Linked DNA regions of Homo sapiens: region 1 is linked to region 2. A link is an interaction called in ENCODE POLR2A ChIA-PET data of the cell type or tissue named here. Cell type or tissue: Panc1. All regions are shown on one strand. Each heading gives the region's core, and the rest is flanking DNA. Links, peaks and the distances in the headings are about the cores only.

Region 1 (10,471 bases), core at 1,667-9,666, 260 kb before region 2:
AACCCAGGAGGCGTAGGTTGCAGTGAGTGGAGATCGTGCCTCTGCAGTCCAGCCTGGGTGAAAGAGCGAGACTCCGTCTCAAAATGAAAAAAAAAAAAAAGAAAACAAGTAGAGACTGCAAAAAGGGAACAGTACCAGGAATGTTGGAGAAAAACATACTACAATTAAATCCAACACCCCTGTTGGTCCTGCTAAATGACAGGCACTGTGGAAGGTGCTTGGGACTCAGATAAATAAGACATAGATCTGCCCATGGAAAGTTCACGTCTGGACCATAAGGCATTAGGTTTCATTCTGAGCTTCCTAGTGGCCAAGGCAAAAAGGAAATAGAATGGTTTAGACAGCTCTCATTGTCTGATCAAAGGTGTTGAGGCAGAGCACTGAGGAGGGCCTGGAGATAAAGGGTGGGCTGGGGGTCAGATGCAGTTATCCCTTTGCCGACCCTTTGTTCCCCTTCCTCAGACACACCTGCCAGGGTTTGTGGAGCAGGCTGAGGCTCTGAAGGCCAAGGGAGTCCAGGTGGTGGCCTGTCTGAGTGTTAATGATGCCTTTGTGACTGGCGAGTGGGGCCGAGCCCACAAGGCGGAAGGCAAGGTGAGGTGAGGGGCCTGCAGGGAGTCAGGACCAGGTAGGATATTCTTCTTGTGACCTTTACTTTCTCTGCAGGTTCGGCTCCTGGCTGATCCCACTGGGGCCTTTGGGAAGGTGAGTGTTCCCCTGACCGCCACAGGGACATGGCAGTGCGGGGAGCAGTGGGGGCCCTTAGCCTCTTCAAGGATTTCTGACACTTTTCTCTGTCTCTTCTTAGGAGACAGACTTATTACTAGATGATTCGCTGGTGTCCATCTTTGGGAATCGACGTCTCAAGAGGTAAAAGTGGAGAGTCCTCTGTGGAGAGAGTCCTCTGTGGGAGAGAGTCCTCTGTGGGAGAGAGTCCTCTGTGGAGAGGGTCCTCTGTGGGAAGAGTCGTCTGTGGGGGAGAGTCCTCTGTGTGGGAGAGTCGTCTGTGGGGAGAGTCCTGTGTGGGGAGAGTCCTCTGTGGAGAGAGTCCTCTGTGGGGGAGAGTCCTGTGTGGGGGAGAGTCCTCTGTGGGGAGAGTCCTCTGTGTGGAGAGAGTCCTGTGTGGGAGAGAGTCCTGTGTGGGGAGAGTCTTCTGTAGGGGAGAGTCCTCTGGGGAGAGAGTCCTGTGTGGGGGAGAGTTCTCTGTGGGGAGAGTCCTCTGTGTGGAGAGAGTCCTGTGTGGTGGTGAGTCCTCTGTGGGGGAGAGTCCTCTGTGGGGGGAGTCCTCTCTGGAGTTCTCTTGGGCCCCTGGCTGTTCACTGCCTGTCTCCATGCCCAGCCTCCAAGCCCAGGCTGATGCAGCTGGCTGGGCCCCTCTTTCCGGCAGGTTCTCCATGGTGGTACAGGATGGCATAGTGAAGGCCCTGAATGTGGAACCAGATGGCACAGGCCTCACCTGCAGCCTGGCACCCAATATCATCTCACAGCTCTGAGGCCCTGGGCCAGATTACTTCCTCCACCCCTCCCTATCTCACCTGCCCAGCCCTGTGCTGGGGCCCTGCAATTGGAATGTTGGCCAGATTTCTGCAATAAACACTTGTGGTTTGCGGCCATCTCCTTGGTTATGAATGGCTGTTTCGCTGAGCGCCAGGCATTCTGGCATCATCACAGACTGGGTGAGAATGGTGAGGGCGCAGATGGGCTGAAAGGGAGAATGTAGGGGGTCCTGCTTAATTAAGGGGGAGCTAGGGAGGGCCTTTCAAGGGAAGTTTTTTTTTTTTTTTTTTTTTGAGACAGTTTCACTCTGTCCCCTAGGCTGGAGTGCAGTGGCATGATCTCGGCTCACCACAACCTCTGCCTCCCAGGTTCAAGCGATTTTCCTGCCTCAGACTCCCCAGTAGATGGGATTACAGGTGTCTGCCACCACGCCCGACTAAGTTTTTGTATTTTTGGTAGAGACGGGGTTTCACCATGTTGGCCAGGCTGGTCTCGAACTCCTGACCTCAGGTGATCACCCGCCTCCACCCCCCAAAGTGCTGGGATTACAGGTGTGAGCCACTGTGCCCAGCCTTGAGGCAGGTGTTACTGAGCACTGAGAAGGAGCCAGCAATCTGAAGAGGAAGGGAAGAAGCGCTCCCCACAGAGGCAGCACAGAGGGCGAGGCCTGGCCGATGGCATGTGGCGCACAGTGTGGCCTTTGTACCTGCTCTCTGGGTGCTGCCTGATGCCATTTAGTCTGGAAACCCCATGGCGGGAAGCTTGGCTCCCAGCATTCCTGCCGGGGCCCAGCCCCACCATCCTTTCAGACTTGACCCCCTCCTGGGCACACCCTCATCCCAGGAAGAGCTCAGGTCACTTTAGGACCATCTGATGGACAGGGAGAGGGGCTCTGGCACAGCACTTGCTCATTCCAGGAGGGCTCCCTGGGGGAAGAGTCTAGGTGAGCTGTGGAGGGGAGAAGATGCTGGTGAGGCCTGACCAGTGGTGGCTGGGTGTGAGGGGCCTCAAGTGGGGACACCAGCAGGGTGTGGGGATGGGGGCCATTGCCACGGCAGGCCCTGCTCCTGGGCCTCTGCCCCTTGGTGCAGGGAAGCCACGCCTGTGATGGTGAGGCCCCACTGCGTGGAGTCTAGGGGGCCTCTGTGCCCTGCGCGATGCTGCCTGCCTGCCCACCCCAGGTGTGGTAACAGCCCTCACAAGAATTGGTGAGGTGTGGACTGCTGCTGCCTCTCAGCCACCTACAGGGAGTCCGCATTCCATCACCGCGTGGAGCTGCCCTGCCATGAACCACATCAATACCTGGCTCCCAGGCACTTCCTGCGTAGTGGTCCCCAGGGGTCAGCCCCCACTGCTGACTCAGGCAGGCCACACTCTTGAGAGGTCAGGGAGAAGGTCAAAGCAGGGCCTCATAGAGCAAATGACCCTTGAGGCAGTGGGAGTGGCGCCTCAAGTGGGAGGCGGAGGGAGGCCCATAGCCCTAGGGGTGAGCCCCATAGCCCTAGGGGTGGAGGGTGGGACAATCCCATGCTGCCGCAGCAAGGTGGGTAGCAGGAGTAGGGGGGGAATGTTGGGGACAAGAGAGGATGCCTGGAGGTCAGTGGGCTCTCTGAAGCTGATGAGCAGCTTGCCTTCCACCCTACAGGCACCTTGGCCATGGGCTACCGTGTGCAGCCCCCAAGCTGGGAGGCTGGGAGAGGCACCAGATGGGCAGCAGGGAGCAGGACCCATGATGACAGCAATGCCCAGGAGGTGGAGGTGGAGATGTGTTGGGAGGGAGGGTGCATCCAGGGAGCTGCTTGCTGAAGGTGGAGGGGCTGGGTGCTTGTGGTCACGTCTGTGAGAACAGACACTCAGTAGGAGGGGAGCCAGCCTCCCTGCCCAGGGTTGCAGGTGCTCAGCCTACCCGAGTCGTGCTGCCCACCAACCTCTGTCACTGTGGTTCTCTCCCACAACCTGCCACCCCTTCAGGGGTCCCAGGTGGGGGCAGGGAAGGAGGCTGACTGCACCTCGAGCTGCCCTGGTAAACTGCCTGCCTCTCCTCTCCTGCCAAACTCGGGGGTACAGTGTTGTCCTCATGGACACGCATAACACAAAGCCCCTTTCTTTCCCGGATACCACCTCTTTATCCTCTCATCATACAAATGAGAAAACAGACGTGGAGCTTCCTACAGGGCACCTGTGAGCTAATGAGTGTCTCCATTAGTAAATAGGGGGTGGTGGTAGCAAATAGCCCACCCCACTGGCTGTGCACCCCACGCTACCCAGGCAGCTCCCTGCTATCGGGGAAGCCCAGCTCCGTCTCTGTCACTCTGCTGCCTGTTTCCTCTGCTCCTGGGCTATTATCTGGGCTGGCTGAGGCCAAGCAAGGCCTCTAGAGGAAGTGTCCCCTCCAAGGTCTGTTGCCACTGGCTGGGCCTCTAGGAAGGGTTGAGAGGGCTTCCAGGGCTGGGGTGGCCCTCTAGGACAGCCTGGTGTGGGTGGCGGTGGGGCTGTGGCCTCAGTGGCCCTGACTGCTGAGCATGTGGCTGAGCTTGCTGGAGTGAGGACGTCCTTGGGTGGGGGCACGGAGGACTGGCCCTGGAAGCTGCTCCAGGCCCTGGAGGGCCCAAGATTAAACAGCACCTGGCAAGAGAACCTTGCATAGCTGTCTCCAGGTTGGACAGGTGGGGCTTCAGGCCTGGAGATAAGGGCAGACCAGGCCACGGTGTCCTGGACCAGAGAGCCCTGGACATCTGGGCTGCACCTGGCAGAGCTGTGCGTGTGGCCTTCCTGGGCTCTTGGTGGCCGAAAGACCAATGTTAAAAAACATAACAGGCCAGGCGGGGTGGCTTACACCTGTAATCCCAGCACCGTGGGAGGCCAAGGCGGGTGGATCATTTTAGGTCAGGAGTTTGAGACTAGCCTGGCCAACATGGAGAAATCCCATATCTACTAAAAATACAAAAATTACTTGGGCATGGTGGCGCATGTCTGTAATCCCGGCTACTGGGGAGGGAGGCTGAGGCAGGAGAATTGCTTGAACCTGGGAGGTGGAGGTTGCAGTGAGCCGAGATCGTGCCACTGCATGCCAGCCTGGGAGACAGAGCAGGAGTCTGTCTCAAAAAAAAAAAAAAAAAAAAAAAAAAGAAAAGAAGCTGAAACATCCACCCAACAACACATGCCCCAGTGAAACTCACTTGCCTGTCCTAGCATGCCCAAGGCCATAGCAACTGAGACCAGAAGGCCAAGGGTGTTACTCAGCATCAGTGGTTCTGGGCCTTCCTGGGTCTAGAGTCCCTTTGAAACGCAGCTGAACAGACCCCAACATGAGCCTGAAGAGTGTTGACCTAAAAGGAAGAAGCCTAGGCAAAATTAATATCAGCGGAGACTTTATTTGGGCCAAGCTTGAGGATTGCATCCCAGGAGCACAGATTCAAGTTGCCCTGAATATACACTCCGATTAGCAGAAGTTGAAATGGATTTTAAAAGGACAAGAGAGCTCCTGAGTTGTTTACTAAGAATTTACATTAAAATAACAAACTGGCTGGCTGCAGTGGCTCAGGCCTGTAATCCCGGTTCCTCTGGCAGCTGAGGTGGAAGCATTGATTCAGGCCAGTTTGAGACCAGCTTGGACAACATAGCAAGACACCGTCCCTACAAAATAAATAAATAAATAAATAAGTAAATATATAAATAAGTTGTCGTAGTGCATGCCTGTGGTCGTAGCTACTCAGGAGGCTGAGGCGGGAGGATCGCTTGACACCAGGAGTTGGTGACTAACTACAGTTAGTGAGCTATAATCGTGCCACTACCCTCCAGCCTGGGTGACAGAGCGAGACCTTGTCTCTAAAAAAATAAAAATAGGCCGGGTGTGGTGGCTCACACCTATAATCCCAGCACTTTGGGAGGCTGAGGTGGGCGGATCACCTGAGGTCGGGAGTTCGAGACCAGCCTAACCAACATGGAGAAACCCCGTCTCTACTAAAAATACAAAATTAGCCAGGTGTGGTGGCTCATGCCTGTAATCCCAGCTACTCGGGCGGCTGAGGCAGAAGAATCACTTGAACCTGGGAGGCGGAGGTTTTGGTGAGCCAAGATCTCACCACTGCACTCCAGCCTGGGCAACAAGAGCCAAACTCTGTCTCAAAAAAAAAAAAACCCAAAACAAAAACAACTAAATAAAAATAAATTAGTGACACCCCGTCTCTACCAAAAAAATAAAATAATTGGGTGGGTGTGGTAGCACGTGCCTATAGTTCGAGCTACTCCAGAGGCTGAGTTGGGAAAATCACTTGAGCCCAGGAGGCCAAGACTGCAGTGAGTTATGATTATGCCACTGCACTCCAGCCTGGGTAATAGAGCAAGACCCTGCCTCAAAAAAAAAAAAAAAAAAAAAAGGCTCAATAAAAGGTTATTTGAAAGATAAAAATCAGGCCAGGCATGGTGGCTCACGCCTGTAATCCTAGCACTTTGGGAGGCTGAGGTGGGCGGATCACCTGAGGTCAGGAGTTTGAGACCAGCCTGGCCAACATGGTGAAACCCCATCTCTACTAAAAATACAAAATTAGCCAGGCATGGTGGTGCCATGCCTGTAGTCCCAGCTACTTGGGAGGCTGAGACAGGAGAATTACTTGAACCTGGGAGGCAGAGGTTGCAGTGAGTCGAGATCACGCCATTGCACTCCAACCTGGGCAACAGAATGAGTCTCACCACAACCTCCGCTTCCCGGGTTCAAGCGATTCTTGTGCCTCAGCCTCCTGAGTAACTGGGACTACAGGCGCGTGCCACCATGCCCGGCTACTTTTTGTATTTTTTAGTAGAGATGGGGTTTCATTATGTTGGCCAGGCTGGTCTTGAACTCCTGGCCTCGTGATCTGCCCGCCTCAGCCTCACAAAGTGCTGGGATTATACGTGTGAGCCACCGCGCCTGGCCTATCGGGGGAGTTTTCAATAGGCCCTAAGGGAGTCAAGTCTGGGTTTCTGAGACAAAGAAAAGGTTGGAGGGGTCCTGGTGTTCCTGGCCTAGATCAGGCTTGGGCTGCAGCCATGAAGGTGCTGTGATCAGGGGCAGTGGAGGCTGCTGGCCCCAAAGGGACACACTCTACTGGGCGTGGTTGGGGTTTGGTGACACAGGCATTGAGAAGTGACAGCAGATAGTGCAAAGTGTGCATGGGTATAACTTCTGGAGAAGTTCAGGTAACATCTATGCGAAGGCACAGATTCTTGGTGTTAACGAGCATGCATATTGGCCTGCCATGTGATTATATTTGTATCATCAACTCGCACTCCTGGAGTTGGGAATCATGTCTTTTTACTTAACACAGGTAAGGAGCCCTGCTCAGGGTGGGAAACACAGATAATACTTAACACGTTTTGGGAAGGAGTAAAGAAGTGAAGGCCAGGCGTGGTAGCTCACGCCTGTAATCCCAGCACTTTGGGAGGCAGAGGTGAGCGGATCACCTGAGGTCCGGAGTTCGAGCCCAGCCTGACCAACATGGAGAAACCCCGTCTCTACTAAAAATACAAAATTAGCAGGGCGTGGTGGTGCATGCTTGTAATCCCAGCTACTCAGGAGGCTGAGGCAGGAGAATCGCTTGAACCTGGGAGGTGGAGATTGCAGTGAGCCGAGATTGTGCCATTGTCTGGGCAACAAGAGCAAAACTCCATCTCAAAACAAAACAACACAACAACAACAAAAAAACAAAGGCTTAGCTCACAGGTATGCACTAGAGAGGTTGAGCTAGTATGCTAGCTGTGTGATTATTCCTTCTGTCTTGCTGCTCTGCCATTTTAAACACGTCTTTACCTTATGATCCACTGTGGCTGCTTGAGTTCCAGCCATCACATTCATCGTCCAGCCTGCAGGAAGGAGGAAATGAAGAACAGAAGATAAAAGGCCCATGCCAGCTGTCTGTCAAGAAGCTTTTTCTGGAAGCTGTCATATATCCCTTCCACTTACATCTCACTGGACAGAACTTAGTCACATGGTCATACTAGCTGCAAAGGAAGCTGAGAAGTATCAACTTCATTCCAGGGTGCCATGTGTCTAAATTAAAAATTATGAGTTTTTTTAGTCAGGGAGAGAGAGAGAAAGGATATTGGGTGGACAGCAAGCAGTGTGGCCACACAGGGATCACCTCTGAGAAGAGGGACCTTTGAGGTTCCATGCTTCCCAGGAGATGCCCACTTCCCTGCCTTTCCTGTCAGCCATGGAAGGGCATGGTTAATACGAAGCTGGCCCAGATCCACGTGTGGTCCCCTCATCTCCCCAGTGACTTCTCTCCAAGCCTCTGTCCCCATTCCCTGCAACCTTGGTCACCAAAGTCACCCTGATTCCCAATTGTGGGTCCTCCAATCTCTTCCCTTTCAGCATCTACCAGACAATGTTCCCCGCTGGGATGCCCCTGCCCAGATCACTCTAACCTTCAGGGCCCCAAGTCAGTTTCACTGCTGAGGACAACAGCCCTCTTTCCTGGTTCCCTGTCCCTTTCCTGAATTAGTTTCTGCGGGAACTGAGCCACATGGTTCGGCTTCATCAAAGATAGATTTGCCAAATTGACATACAATTCACATATCATAAAATTCAGCCTGTAAAATTGTACAAAGGCTAGACATGGTGGCTCATGCCTGTAATCCCAGCACTTTGTGGGGGTGAAGGGGGATGCTTACTTGAGTCCAGGAGTTTGAGACCAGTCTGGGCAATATAATGAGACCTTGTCTCTTTTTTTTTTTTAAAGTGTACAAGTCGGTTGTTTTCAATATATTCACCGAGTTGTGCAACCATCACCACTAAGGCACAGGCGGATCTTTTTTTTTTTTTTTTTTGAGATGGAGTCTTGCTCTGGCACAATCTCGGCTCACTGCAAGCTCCGCGTCCCGGGTTCATGCCATTCTCCTGCCTCAGCCTCCTGAGTAGCTGGGACTACAGGCGCCCGCCACCATGCCCGGCTAATTTTTTGTATTTTTAGTAGAGACGGGGTTTCACCGTGTTAGCCAGGATGGTCTCGATCTCCTGACCTCGTGATCCGCCCGCCTTGGCCTCCCAAAGGCCTCCCGGCCTTTTTTTTTTTTTTTTTTTTTTGAGACAGGGTCTCCTTCTGTCACCCAGGCTGGAGTGCAGTGGCACGATCTCGGCTCACCACCAGCCTCTACCTCCTGGGTTCAAGTGATCTTCCTGCCTCAGTCTCCCTAGTAACTGGGACTACAGGCATGAACCACCATGCTCAGATAATTTTTGATTTTTTTTGGTAGAGACAAAGTCTCTCTGTGTTGCCTGGTCTGGTCTCAAACTCCTCTGCTCAAGTGATCCTCCTGCCTTGGCCTCCCAAAGTGCTGGGATTACAAGCATGAGACACTATGCCCGACCCTAAGACAGATCTTTAATCTCAGTGACTTCTCACCAAAAGAAGCTGCTTTTCTCCTCTGAGCATTGCAATTCTCATGTCATTATGAGTGGCCCAATCAGGTGTTCAGAGGTTCCACTTGCTCACCTGTGTCTCCTCACAGTCACATAGGTATCTTCCCTTCAGTGCCTCTTTGCTGAAAATCATCTCTGCACCAGGCACTGTGCGAGGCTCTGGGGATACAGCAGTGAATATGCCGTGCATGGGCCCTGCAGGCATCAGGTACCAGGTGGGAAGGGTGTTCCAGGGGTGGGAACAGCCACTGCTAAGGTCTGCAGGCCAGGAAGATGAGGGAGGTCTGGGCTGAGCAGTGGTGAGGATGGAGATGGGATATTGCCCGCAAGCTGTGGCTCGCGTGGTTTATCTTGGTGGAGAGCTGGGTGTTTCCAGTGTTTGGCTGGGGCAGCTTCCAGCTTTGGACACACTTCTATTTTTGTTTCCTCTTGGGCTCCTTCTACAGGGCTTATTCCCAAACGCTGGAGTGCTGGGTCAAAGGGCTCCGGAGGTTTTATTGGTCTCAGGAAATTCTGAGACCGTGCTGACTTGTACGCTTTTAGAGAGTGAATTTTATGACATGTGAATTGTATGCCAATTTGGCAAATCTATCTTTGATGAAGCTGACCAGTGTGGCCCAGTTCCCACATGGAACAATTCAGGGCAGGGACAGGGAGCCAGGTGTGAGGGCTGTTGCCTCTGAGCCACCTGTGACCTGTGCTGTGTTCTCTGCTGCAGTTGCCAACTAGAGTTGAGTTTTACCTTTTGGATTTATTTTTTGCCAGTTTAATGGATGTTTAATGGCACCTCGGAGCTGTCTTTAATGTGTGTGTCTTTAATTACGAGGGCAACTGGCAGCCATGGGGCTTGGCCCTGGATTTCCACCTTGTTTCCTAATTGGATGCTGGGCTCCAGCCTTGCTGTCCCACCCGACAGCAACAAGGAGTGGAGTGGAGCCGGGTGCAGTGGCTCGCGCCTGTAATCCCAGCACTTTGGGAGGCCGAGGCGGGTGGATCACCTGAGGTCGGGAGTTCGAGACCAGCCTGACCAACATGGAGAAACCCTGTCTCTACTAAAAATACAAAATTAGCCGGTCGTAGTGGCGCTTGCCTGTAATCCCAGCTATGTGGGAGGCTGAGGCAGGAGAATTGCTTGAACCCAGGAGGCAGAGGTTGCAGTGAGCTGAGATCGAGCCACTGCACTCCAGCCTGGGTAAGAGCAAGACTCTGTCTCCAAAAACACAAAACAAAACAAAACAAAACAAAACAAAATACAAAGGAATGGAGTGGAGGAGGTGGCGGGGAGCAGGGGGTGGAGGGTGGGGTGGGGTTGTGGGTAGAGTGGGGCTGGGAGACTGCGAGCTCTTAGCGCCAGAGGAGGACTGAGATTTCAGCCTCAGCTGCCCTACTTGCCCCCATTCCCTTCTGAGCTGCACTTTCCTGGCCTCTGAAATAAGAGTTCATTTGTTCAAAAACATAAAAAAAAAAAAAAACTGCCTTCAGTATCTTGGCTCTGCCACTTCCTGGCTGTGTGGCCTTAAGCAAGTGACTTAACCTCTCTGGGCATCAATTTTTTTCATTGTAAAGTGGGGATAA
Region 2 (10,471 bases), core at 2,352-10,351:
ATCTCAATCACCACCATCTCAATCACCACCATCACCACCATCATCTCAATCACCACCATCTCAATCACCACCACCACCACCATCTCAATCATCCCACAACCATCTCAATCACCACCATCACCATCTCAGTCACCACCATCACCACCATCTCAGTCACCACCAGCACCACCATCTCAGTCACCACCAGCACCATCTCAGTCACCACCACCACCATCAGCAGCAGCGCCACCATCATTGTCATTCCTATCATCACCATCATCATCACAGTCATAAGCACTGGGGCATTTCCCAGTTGTTCTGTGGGGAATTTCAAGTTGAGCCTGTGGCCGCGTTTGGGGCACATTTGGTAGTGACGAGTAGCAAAGCCACTGCCATTTTTCAGAAAGGCAGTGGCCCAGGCTATTCCAAACAGCAGTTTGGAGCAAGCAATGCCCAGGAGAGCAGACCTTCAGAGGCTTTGGAGGAGCTGGCAGTCCCAAGCCTAACATGGGTTGGGGGCCCTCATTATCCTGGGGGCCCTCATTATCCTCACGTAAACACTCCGAGAGCTGGAGGAGGACCCTCAGAGAACCAGGACATCTTGCCCTAAAGACCACCTCGTAGAGTGGAGAGCATGATGCCCTTTCCACAGATGAGGAAATCAAGGCCCAGAAGACCTGGATTTAAACTGAAACTGTGAAGATGGCCACGCCTCTCTGCAGCCCTGGCTGGGCCCTACCCTGTGTGCCAGTCCTGTGCTGGGCACGGTTAGAGGCACGATGACTCGGACCTGGCCCTTAGAAAACCTGCAGCCCATCACCTCACGCAAAGCACCTCCAGGTGGTGGGCACCGTTCTGGAGGGCTTCAGGGATTGGGAAACGAGGAGACAGGGATGGGCCTGGACGGGCGGAGACGGTGGCCACAGCATTCAGGTGGAAGAAACAGCAAAGGAGCGAAGACAGGAGTGCAGGACCTCTTCAGAAGAGAGTCAGTGCCTGTGTGGGCAGGGCCGAGGCCACGTGATGGAAGCAGCCGAAGGGAGAAAAGAGGGTTCCCATGGCCTCGGCCTCCTCTCCAAGGCACTAGGGAGTGATCTCAGACTCTAAGCAAGGGGTGACAAGCTAGAGGCTCGCAGATCCTTCAAAGGGTCCACACAGAGCTTCTCCCAGGAGCGCACTTCTACCTCCGAGAACCCAGCCCACAGAGACAAAGGCTGGGAGGAGAGCAGAGGCTCTGATCCTGCAGTAATAGTTTCCAAGCCCCAGGCAACCTCGAGGGGCACAGAGCCCTGTCAGGCCCTGAGCAAGCCCAGCCAGCTTTGGCTGCTGCCTCCTTCAGCCGCCCGCCTGGATTCGGCCAGCCCTGCTGAGTCACGGACAGTAAGCTCTCCTGCCTGCCCTTTCTCCTGCCTGGCCTGGGACCAGAGGCAGCTGCTGTCACCACAGGACATTGGGGGCTGGGAGGAATCACAAAAAACCTGCTGCACGAACCAGCCAGAAGGATGCCCACCGCGCAACCCCAGGTCCAAAAAAAAAAGAATACGTTGACAAACCACGTGCCTGTGCCATTTCTCCTGTAACAAGGCAGGCCCAGGACAGGGTTGAGGCCTCACGACCATGGGGTCTCCCTTCATTGAATTCGCTGTCATTGCCTCCACTCTCCTTGACCCTTCCCCCTCCCAAAATCTTATCCTCCACCCGCCACTCACCCCTGTGGTCTAGTGCTCATCGCTAGACCAGTAGCTGCCCGTGTCCCAGCTCTCCACCTGGATTCCCCTCCAGACCTAGACTGTAACAGTACTTCCATCCTGTGGGCTGTAAGACTCAGCGCCCCTCCTCCTGCACTGTCCCAGTGGCCTCGCGTCCCTTTAGCCACTAGCTCAGGACTCCTCCGGGGAACATCTTGTAGCCATGCCCTTGCACATGCGCACCATGCAGCGGCCCCATCTCTCTCCCCCTTTGCTGCCTGGCCAGGCTCCTCCATGCCCAAACCTAACTCTGTCCACACCACGCCTGCCCCCCGCAGAGGAGGCAAAATCTCATCACAGACCCCACCGAGGGGCACCAGCAGCAACCATCCCACTCTGGTCCATCGGCTCTCCCGCCTCTCTGTCTTCAAACTTGCCACACCTCCCTAAGCTCAACTGTCTACCTTGCTTCGTATTTCACTGGCCCCTCTTGTCCTCCCAACACAGAGCTTCGTTTGTGTCTGCACGATCACCCTCATCTCCTGCAGCTGGCAATGAACTCCTGGGGCCACTGTGCTCTGGGTTCCGTCCCCTCTCACAGTCTCAAGGACTCTGCTCAAATATCCCTCCTGCCAACAACATCAAGGTTTCCCTTTCTAACATGCGATCCATCAGCATACAAGTGAGTTGTAATAACCCCTCTGCTTGAAAACAAGGCTTCATAACACAATTGTGTGAGCTCCCACAGCAGAGATGACCAACTGCCCCCCAGCACCCACGCTTCCCCATTCCAGTGTTGAGATGTGGCCTGATAGCAGCAGCCTAGCCAGGAACTGCGTCCCTCCCCACCTTCTGCCTTGTCACCAGTTCTCAGCAGTGGGATGTGAATGGAATAAATGTGGGTCACTTCTGGGCTAAGATGGTCAAAATGCAGGTGAATGCAGGCTGGGCGCAGTGGCTCACACCTGTAATCCCAGCACTTTGGGAGGCTGAAGCAGGTGGATCACTTGAGGTCAGGAGTCTGGGATCAGCCTGGCCAACATGGCAAAAACCCGTCTCTACTAAAAATACAAAAATTAGCCGGGCGTGGTGATGCGCACCTGTAATCCCAGCTACTCCAGAGGCTGAGGCAGGAAAATCACTTGAACCTGGGAGGCGGAAGTTGCAGTGAGCTGAGATTGCTCACTGGTGACAGGGCAAGACTCCATCTCAAAAAAATAATAATAAAAAAAATTTGTAAACGCAGGTGGATGCTTCATCCTCTCTTCCCCTCTGTGGCTGGATGCACACGAGCACAGCCAGCGTGGATGCCAAGGACAGAGCTGCGAGATGGGGAGAGCCTGCGTTCCCAGACACCTCTTGGAGGAGAGCTGCCCACAGTCAGCAACAGCCATTTGGGACTTTACACAATCAATAAATAAACTTCTACTGTGTTTGAGCTGCTATACATTTCGAGGTTGGCTTGCCACAGCAGCCAGCGTTACTCTAATTAATGCGAACCACATCCCCATTTTCCTGCTTCTCCTTAGAGTGAAACTCCGTAGGTGAGCTGCCTGTCTTCACCGACTTCACTTCCCTGCCTCCAGCACTCTCACAGTCCTGTGCCTCTGTGCACTTCACCTCACCCCTCCACGGTAAACCCTCAAGCCAGGGCCCTCAGAGAAGTCCATGCTGCCAAATCCAGGGGCTAATTCTAGACCTTATCCCACCCCACCTCTCAGCAGGATGAGACTTTTTTGTTTCCTTGTTTTTGAGATGGAGTTTCACTCTTGTTGCCCAGGCTGGAGTGCAATGACGTGATCTCGGCTCACCACAACGTCTGCCTCCCAGGTCCAAGAAATTCTCCTGCCTCAGCCTCCTGAGTAGCTGGGATTACAGGCATGTGCCACCATGCCTGGCTAATTTTTTGTATTTTTAGTAGAGACAGGGTTTCACCATGTTGGCCAGGCTGGTCTCGAACTTCTGACCTCAGGTGATTCACCTGCCTCAGCCTCCCAAAGTGCTGGGATTACAGGCGTGAGCCACCGCGCCCGGCCAAGGATGTGACATTGCTGATTGACTCTGTCAGATACTTTTCACTCTGGCTTCCGGGGCATCCTGCTGTCCTGGTTTCCAGGCCTCACTGGTTTTGCCTTCACAGCTCTTTTGCTGGGTCATCCTCTTACTGACCTCTCAACATCAGAGACCAAAGGCTCCATCACAAACGTCATCTCTTTGCTATGAAAGCTTGCACCCTACGTGAGCTTATCCAGTCCTGTGACTTAAAATGCCTTTTATCCCCTAATTATTCCCAAGTCGCTCCATGATGCCACCACCTGGATGGCTAATAGACATGTCAATATCATCACACAAAAAAAGATTTATTTTCCCATCAAACTTGCTTCTCCCCGAGTGTTCTGCTTCTCTGTAAATGGCCCACCATCCACCCACCACCCACCTGATCATCAGTTTATCCTTTTTCTTCACCCTCGGCCCTGTATTTAGTCAAAGAAAAGCAATATGCCCCAAACCCAAGCATTTCTCTCCACCTGCCCTAATCCCCTAGCCCTGACCCTCATTGCTCACATGATCCACCCCAACAGCCTCCTGGGGGAACCCCTTCTTCTATATTTGTCCCATTTTCAGTCTGTTCTCCACACAGCAGCCAGGGAGATTTGTAAAAACATTAGTCAGATCATGCCACTTCTCTCCTCAAAACCCTATAAGGAAGTGTATGTTTTGGCCCCAAAACTGCTCTACTTTTCCCACTCACTTCTCCCCAACCATACTGGCCTCCTTCCTACTTCTTGAGCATAAAATCACATGCCCACCCCAGGGTCTTTGCATAATACTCTTCCCTCTGCCTGCAATATTCTTTCCCCAGTCAACTGTGTGTCTTGTCCCCTCATCTACTTGGGTCTCTTTCAATGCCACCTCCACAGAGAAGTCTTCCCTGACTGCCCCACCCAAAGTGGCAACATGATCCTTACTCTCTGCCCCTTATGCTATCTTGTTCTCTCCACAGCATGATTACTACTTGTCACTATATTCATTTATTTCTTGATGTGTTTCTCCTCTCTCATTGGCATGTCTTTCTACATATCAATGAGAACAGGGAATTATCTTGTTTGTTCACCGCTGCATCCCTGTGCCTAGAGCAGTGGCTGGTGCATTATCAACACTCAGCTCAACAAATGAATATTGATATTAAGAAGAAAGACACTCTTCTTTTTTTTTTTTTTTTTTTTTTGAGACAGAATCTTGCTCTGTCACCCAGGCTGGAGTGCAGTGGCGTGATCTTGGCTCCACTGCAACCTCCGCCTCATGGATTCAAGCAATTCTCCTGCCTCAGCAACCCTGGTAGCTGGGATTACAGGTGTGTGCCACCACCTCTGGCTAATTTTTGTATTTTTACTAGAGGCAGGGTTTCCCCATGTTGGCCAGGCTGGTCTCAAACTCCTGACCTCAAGTGATCCACTCGCCTCGGCCTCCCAAAGTGCTGGGATTCCGGCCGTGAGCCACCACGCCTGGCCCAAGAGAAACACTCGTAATATCCACTAAGAGATCAAGGAAATTATTCCACCTATGAAACAAGAAGTGGAAACTAGGAAACAAGAAGAAGCAGTTATAGGAAGAACCAAACACGGATTCTGAAATGGAAATTACACATTCTGAAATTAAAATGCTGGTGATTTGGGGCTGGGTGCAGTGGCTCATGCCTATAATCCCAGTACTTTGGGAGGCCGAGGTGGGCAGATCAGTTGAGGCCAGGAGTTCGAGACCAGCCTGGCCAACATGGTGAAACCCCATCGATATTAAAAATACAAAAATTAGCTGGGCATGGTGGCACATGCCTATAGACCCAGCTACTTAGGAGGCTGAGGCATGAGAATTGCTTGAACCTGGGCAGTGGAGACTGCAATGGGCCAAGATGGCGCCACTGCACTCCAGCCTGGGCAACAGAGCAAGACTCTGACTCAACTTAAAAAAAAAAAAGTGGAGAAAGCTGCATGAGAAGCATTTTTTTGGGAGAGCTCAGCTTTGGCCACACTAAGTGTGAGATGTTTATTAAGCACCTAAGATTAGGCAGTTGGATCAAAATCTAGCATTCCAAGAAGAGGTACAGGCTAAAGATGTGAATGGACCAGATGATAGAGAATATAGAGAAGACCAAGGAGTGAGCTCAGTGGCCTCCAATGTTAACAGTGTGTGGAGAAGAGGAAAACCCAACCAAGAAGATTGAGAACTAGTGAGTCCTGGAGGCCCAGGGAAGAAAGTATTCTCAGATGGAGATCAGAGACAGATGGCTCAAGTAAGATGAGGACTGAAAATGTCATTGAATCTAGCAGCATGGAGGTCATTGGTGACAGCAGAGTGATAGGGGCAAAACCTTGATGGGAATGAATCCAAAAACAAACAAAAAAATGGGAAGACAGAAACTGGAAATGAGTGTCAATAATACTTTCATAGAATTTTGTTGTAAATACAAGCAAAGGTGGGGCAGTCGCTTAAGAAGAAAGAGGGGCTCAAATGGAGGGGGAGTTTTTGGAAGGCTACAGAAAAAAATGGCATATTTGTACATTGGTGGAAATTATCCAGTAGCGAGGGAAAGACAAATGCCAAAGAGAGATGTGAGCAGGCAAAGGGGGGTGGGCTCTAGGCACACAGTGAGGGGTTGGCATGGATGAGAGAGAAACCAAACTGGGTGGAAGGAAGGCAGAATGTGGGGGCACCAAGGCAGGTGAGCTGGTGAGAGAATTAGACTGTTGGCTTCTGATGGCTTCTATTGTTTTAGTGAAATAAGAAAAAAGGTCATCTATTGAGAGAGAGGATAGAAGAGAAGGTGGTAGGTTTGAAGAGAGAAGATGGTATCAAATAACCCCTGGTTTGTGTGTTCAAATATAAGGGTAACAGAAATAAAACGTACAACTGACAGACCAAGACAGTAGAAGAATATAACAAGAAAACTTAATGGATTCAGTAGAAATTAGGAACAAGGAAACCAAGATTTAAAGGGAAAATGTGGTAAACAAGAAAACATACAGTAAGTCCAAACATGTCAATAATTACAATAAATGTGAACAGGTTAAAATCGCTAATTAAAAGGCAGAGGTATTTCTTTTGGATTTTACAAAAGGAAATGTAAAGCTTATTTGGCAGCTCAAGCTGATGAAGCTAAACATATCAGTTACTAAAACAAAGTCTGCACATATTTACACCAAACTGTAAACAGTAGTGTAACTCACTGGTTGATGAGTATATGAGGGATCTTTATTTTCATTTCAATATGTTCTGAATTTTTGAGGAAGTGTGTAAATTATTTCATAATTAGAAAATAAATGAAATTTTTAAAAAAATCATCCATGCACTTCAGCAAGTCTCCATGGAACCTTTATTTGTTGTCCAAATCAGTTCCAAAGAGCCTCTAAAGAAGGGTTCCAGACTACCAGGAGCTCACTGGAAATAAGACCAACTGGACCATAATAGAAGAATGCAGGTCATGGCTGGGTGCCGCAACTCACACCACTTTGGGAGGCCAAGGCAGGCAGATCACCTGAGGTCAGGAGTTTGAGAAGAATGCAGGACAGTGTAAAGATGAGATTCCACTGACAACTCTGAGCCCTAGTTGTAGGCAGGAATAAGTGAAGAGAGCCCGCTGGAGGAGGAGTATTTGGACTGTGCCCATTCCACACAGTATGTGGCCTAAGGGTGAGCCTGGAGACAGCATTCCAGGCTGGAGGTCCAACATAAGCAAGGGTGGGAACTGAGAAAGCATGTACAGGGCATGTGGTGGAAGCAGTGGATGACTCAAGGTGCAGAGCCCAGGGAGGCAAAGAAGTTGGCTTGGTAAGCCATGTGGAGGGGCAGCGGGAAGAGTCGGTGAAGCAAAAAGAAGCAGATGGGAGGGGCATTTATGCCTCAAATGGAGAGTTTTATGCCCAAAGCTCATAAGAGCAAACACCTGGGTTGCCATCACTGCTGCACTGCACATATACGCATGCACACATGTACACACATGCACTTGTGCAAACACATGTGCACACATACACAGACATGTGCACACACCCACATATACATACACTTCTTTTTTTTCTTTTCTTTTTTTTTTTTTTTTTGAGATAAGAGTCTTTCTCTGTCAACCAGGCTGGAGGGCAGTGGTGCAATCTCAGCTTGCTGCAACCTCTGCCTCCTGGGTTCAAGAGATTCTCCTGCCTCAGCCTCCCAAGTAGCTGGAATTACAGCTGTGCACCACGACCATGCTCAGCTAACTTTTGTATTTTTAGTAGAGATGGGTTTTTGCCATGTTGGCCAAGCTGGTCTTGAACTCTTGACCTCAAGTGATCCCCCCACCTCGGCCTCCCAAAGTGCTGGGATTACAGGCATGAGCCACCACGCCCGGCCATGCACACACACTTTTTAACTGCTTTGTGTTCTCTGGCCCTTTCGCCTACAGAATTAGCTATCGAGACCAAGGGGGTTCTCTTGGCCTCGGTCCAGCCTTTCCTGAACCCCACACCCTGCATCAGCACACACTGCTGTCCACTCACCTGCCCTAGTAAGTCACCACTAGCTGTTGTTGACTGGGAGCCCCTTGGCTTTTAAGCAGGATTTGACCCAAGGGCTCGCAGTGCGTGGTGGGTCCAGGGGCAGGAGTTGAGGCAGAAAGACAAGGGCAGGGACAGCTGTGGAGTGGGGGAGGTGGGAGAGAGAAATCCTTAGGAGGCAAAACTAGCCAGGCTTGGCCCCTGGTGGATTTGGGAGGCAGGGAGCAGGAGGCGTGAACCAAGACGCTGGGTTCCAGGCCAGACACTGTGACATGAGAGGCCATAGCTGAGGTGGGGCTCTGCAGGAGGCATAGATTTGGGGAGGGGACAGAGATCTCAGGGTGGCATTGGGCACACCGAACCTGGGGAGTCTGTGGGGTGTCTGTTGATGCTGGGAAGCTCCACCGAGGACTCAGGACAGGGTAACAGCAAAGCGGGCACAGGACGCCAACCACAGCAGGTGAGTGGAGGCAGGAGCCACGGGTGGGGCCAGGCCACACAGCCTGGGAGGCGCAGGGGCTGGGCAGCTGCCAGTGACCCAAGCCCACACAGAGACTTGCACAGCTGCCCCAGCCCCAAATTAGGGGGATCCCCTGGCCCACCTTCTCTTGGCTCAGCCACTCTGGGAGGTGGGCACACAGGGGCACCGAAGGGAGCAGGCAGCCCTGGCATCCCACAGCCGCCAGGAGAAAAACTTAGGCCTCCCCAAGACCTGGCACAGAGCAGGCCGGCCCTGGCCCCCAAGCAGAGGAGGCTGCACCTCCCTCGCGTCTGTGCCTGCCTCAACGCGGGTTAAACTTTGACCAAGGAAATGATTGCTAAACTCGATTCCATAAGTGTCACCGGTCACACTTTAATTCCAGTCTAAAATTAAAGTCTTCAGTCTCCACATTCCCTACTTTCCAAATTCAGCTTTCCCGGGAGGTCTGGAGCAGCTGCCTCTCTGGGGAGATGCTGGAGGTCTCGGAATCACCTCACGCGGCCTCAGGGCCCAGTTGGAGCCACCCCAAGTGACACCAGCAGGCAGATGACCAGAGAGCCTGAGCCTCCGGCCCCGAGTCTGTGAAGCCTAGCCGCTGGGCTGGAGAAGCCACTGTGGGCACCACCGTGGGGGAAACAGGCCCGTTGCCCTGGCCTCTTTGCCCTGGGCCAGCCTTTGTGAAGTGGGCCCCTCTTCTGGGCCCCTTGAGTAGGTTCCATGGCATTTTCTGAACTCCTGGACCTCGTGGGTGGCCTGGGCAGGTTCCAGGTTCTCCAGACGATGGCTCTGATGGTCTCCATCATGTGGCTGTGTACCCAGAGCATGCTGGAGAACTTCTCGGCCGCCGTGCCCAGCCACCGCTGCTGGGCACCCCTCCTGGACAACAGCACGGCTCAGGCCAGCATCCTAGGGAGCTTGAGTCCTGAGGCCCTCCTGGCTATTTCCATCCCGCCGGGCCCCAACCAGAGGCCCCACCAGTGCCGCCGCTTCCGCCAGCCACAGTGGCAGCTCTTGGACCCCAATGCCACGGCCACCAGCTGGAGCGAGGCCGACACGGAGCCGTGTGTGGATGGCTGGGTCTATGACCGCAGCATCTTCACCTCCACAATCGTGGCCAAGGTAGGGCCTCCCCCAGAGCCACTCGAGTCCCACCACCTTGGAGGTCAGTCATGGATCACGGTGGGTCAGACTCAAAGGTCCAGTCCTGGGAGGGACCCACCTCCCCAGGCCCCACTCACTCTCGAGCCTCTCAGCCCCTCGTCAGCCACACACAGGGAAGTGGGCGGCAGGGATCAGTCTACAAATGGGGCCAGCCCAGGCTCTTGGAGGTGCGGGGGGCACCTGGGCGGGCACCTCTAAATGCTGGCACCTGGACACTCACCGGCCTCACCCTGTCCTGGCCCTGCTGACCTGTCAGCCGTGACTCCAGGCAACTCAGCAGCAGGGGGACTCAGTGACAATTCACTGGATTCCCCGAGACCAAAGCACACAGAGTAAGGGATTACCCCAGGCTGCCTCCCAGATGGGGCGCCAGGCAAAGCCAGGCAAGCAGAGAGGGGCAGCTCATCCCAACAAGTGGGAAGAACCTCTTTATAAAGAACAGGAGGGAAGCAACCTCTGGGAGAGGGGTGAGGGTGTCAGCTTGGGTGGCTGCTTCCAAGTGGAGAGACAGGAGAGAGGGGCAGATGTGGCTAGAGACCCATTGGGCAATAGGGAGCCATGGAAGAGTTCAGGCAGAGGGTGGCAGGATATACTCCTCAAAAGGCCAAACTATGCCTGTGGGTGCCCTCACTGTTCCA

Evidence for each region. ChIA-PET counts read pairs that join two places held together with the same protein. Peaks named below come from ENCODE experiments on the same cell type or tissue, not always from the same donor. Only the 100,000 strongest peaks of a DNase experiment are listed, where the experiment ranks them.
Region 1: POLR2A ChIA-PET joins it to region 2 with 11 read pairs; 2 of 35 experiments call an interaction of 5 or more read pairs at or near these places.

What each region holds. Positions count from the first base shown.
Region 1 is chr11:64,320,199-64,330,669 of GRCh38, forward strand. LOC102723878 (a long non-coding RNA gene) reads right to left here. Exons shown (of 4, transcript NR_188518.1): 3 at 7,286-7,338; 4 at 4,852-5,133. PRDX5 (peroxiredoxin 5) reads left to right here. Exons shown (of 6, transcript NM_012094.5): 3 at 463-594; 4 at 667-705; 5 at 809-870; 6 at 1,388-1,613. The coding sequence ends at 1,493. Among named protein-coding and RNA genes, the nearest start is that of PRDX5, 7.3 kb to the left of the region's middle. RefSeq lists a silencer at 5,142-5,294. In Panc1, for the core only: no CTCF peak of the experiment used is centred there; no DNase peak of the experiment used is centred there; H3K27ac peaks cover 742 bases.
Region 2 is chr11:64,582,168-64,592,638 of GRCh38, forward strand. SLC22A12 (solute carrier family 22 member 12) reads left to right here and starts at 9,053. Exons shown (of 10, transcript NM_144585.4): 1 at 9,053-9,791. The coding sequence starts at 9,390. RefSeq lists enhancers at 410-1,293, 1,294-2,176 and a silencer at 2,398-2,583. In Panc1, for the core only: no CTCF peak of the experiment used is centred there; no DNase peak of the experiment used is centred there.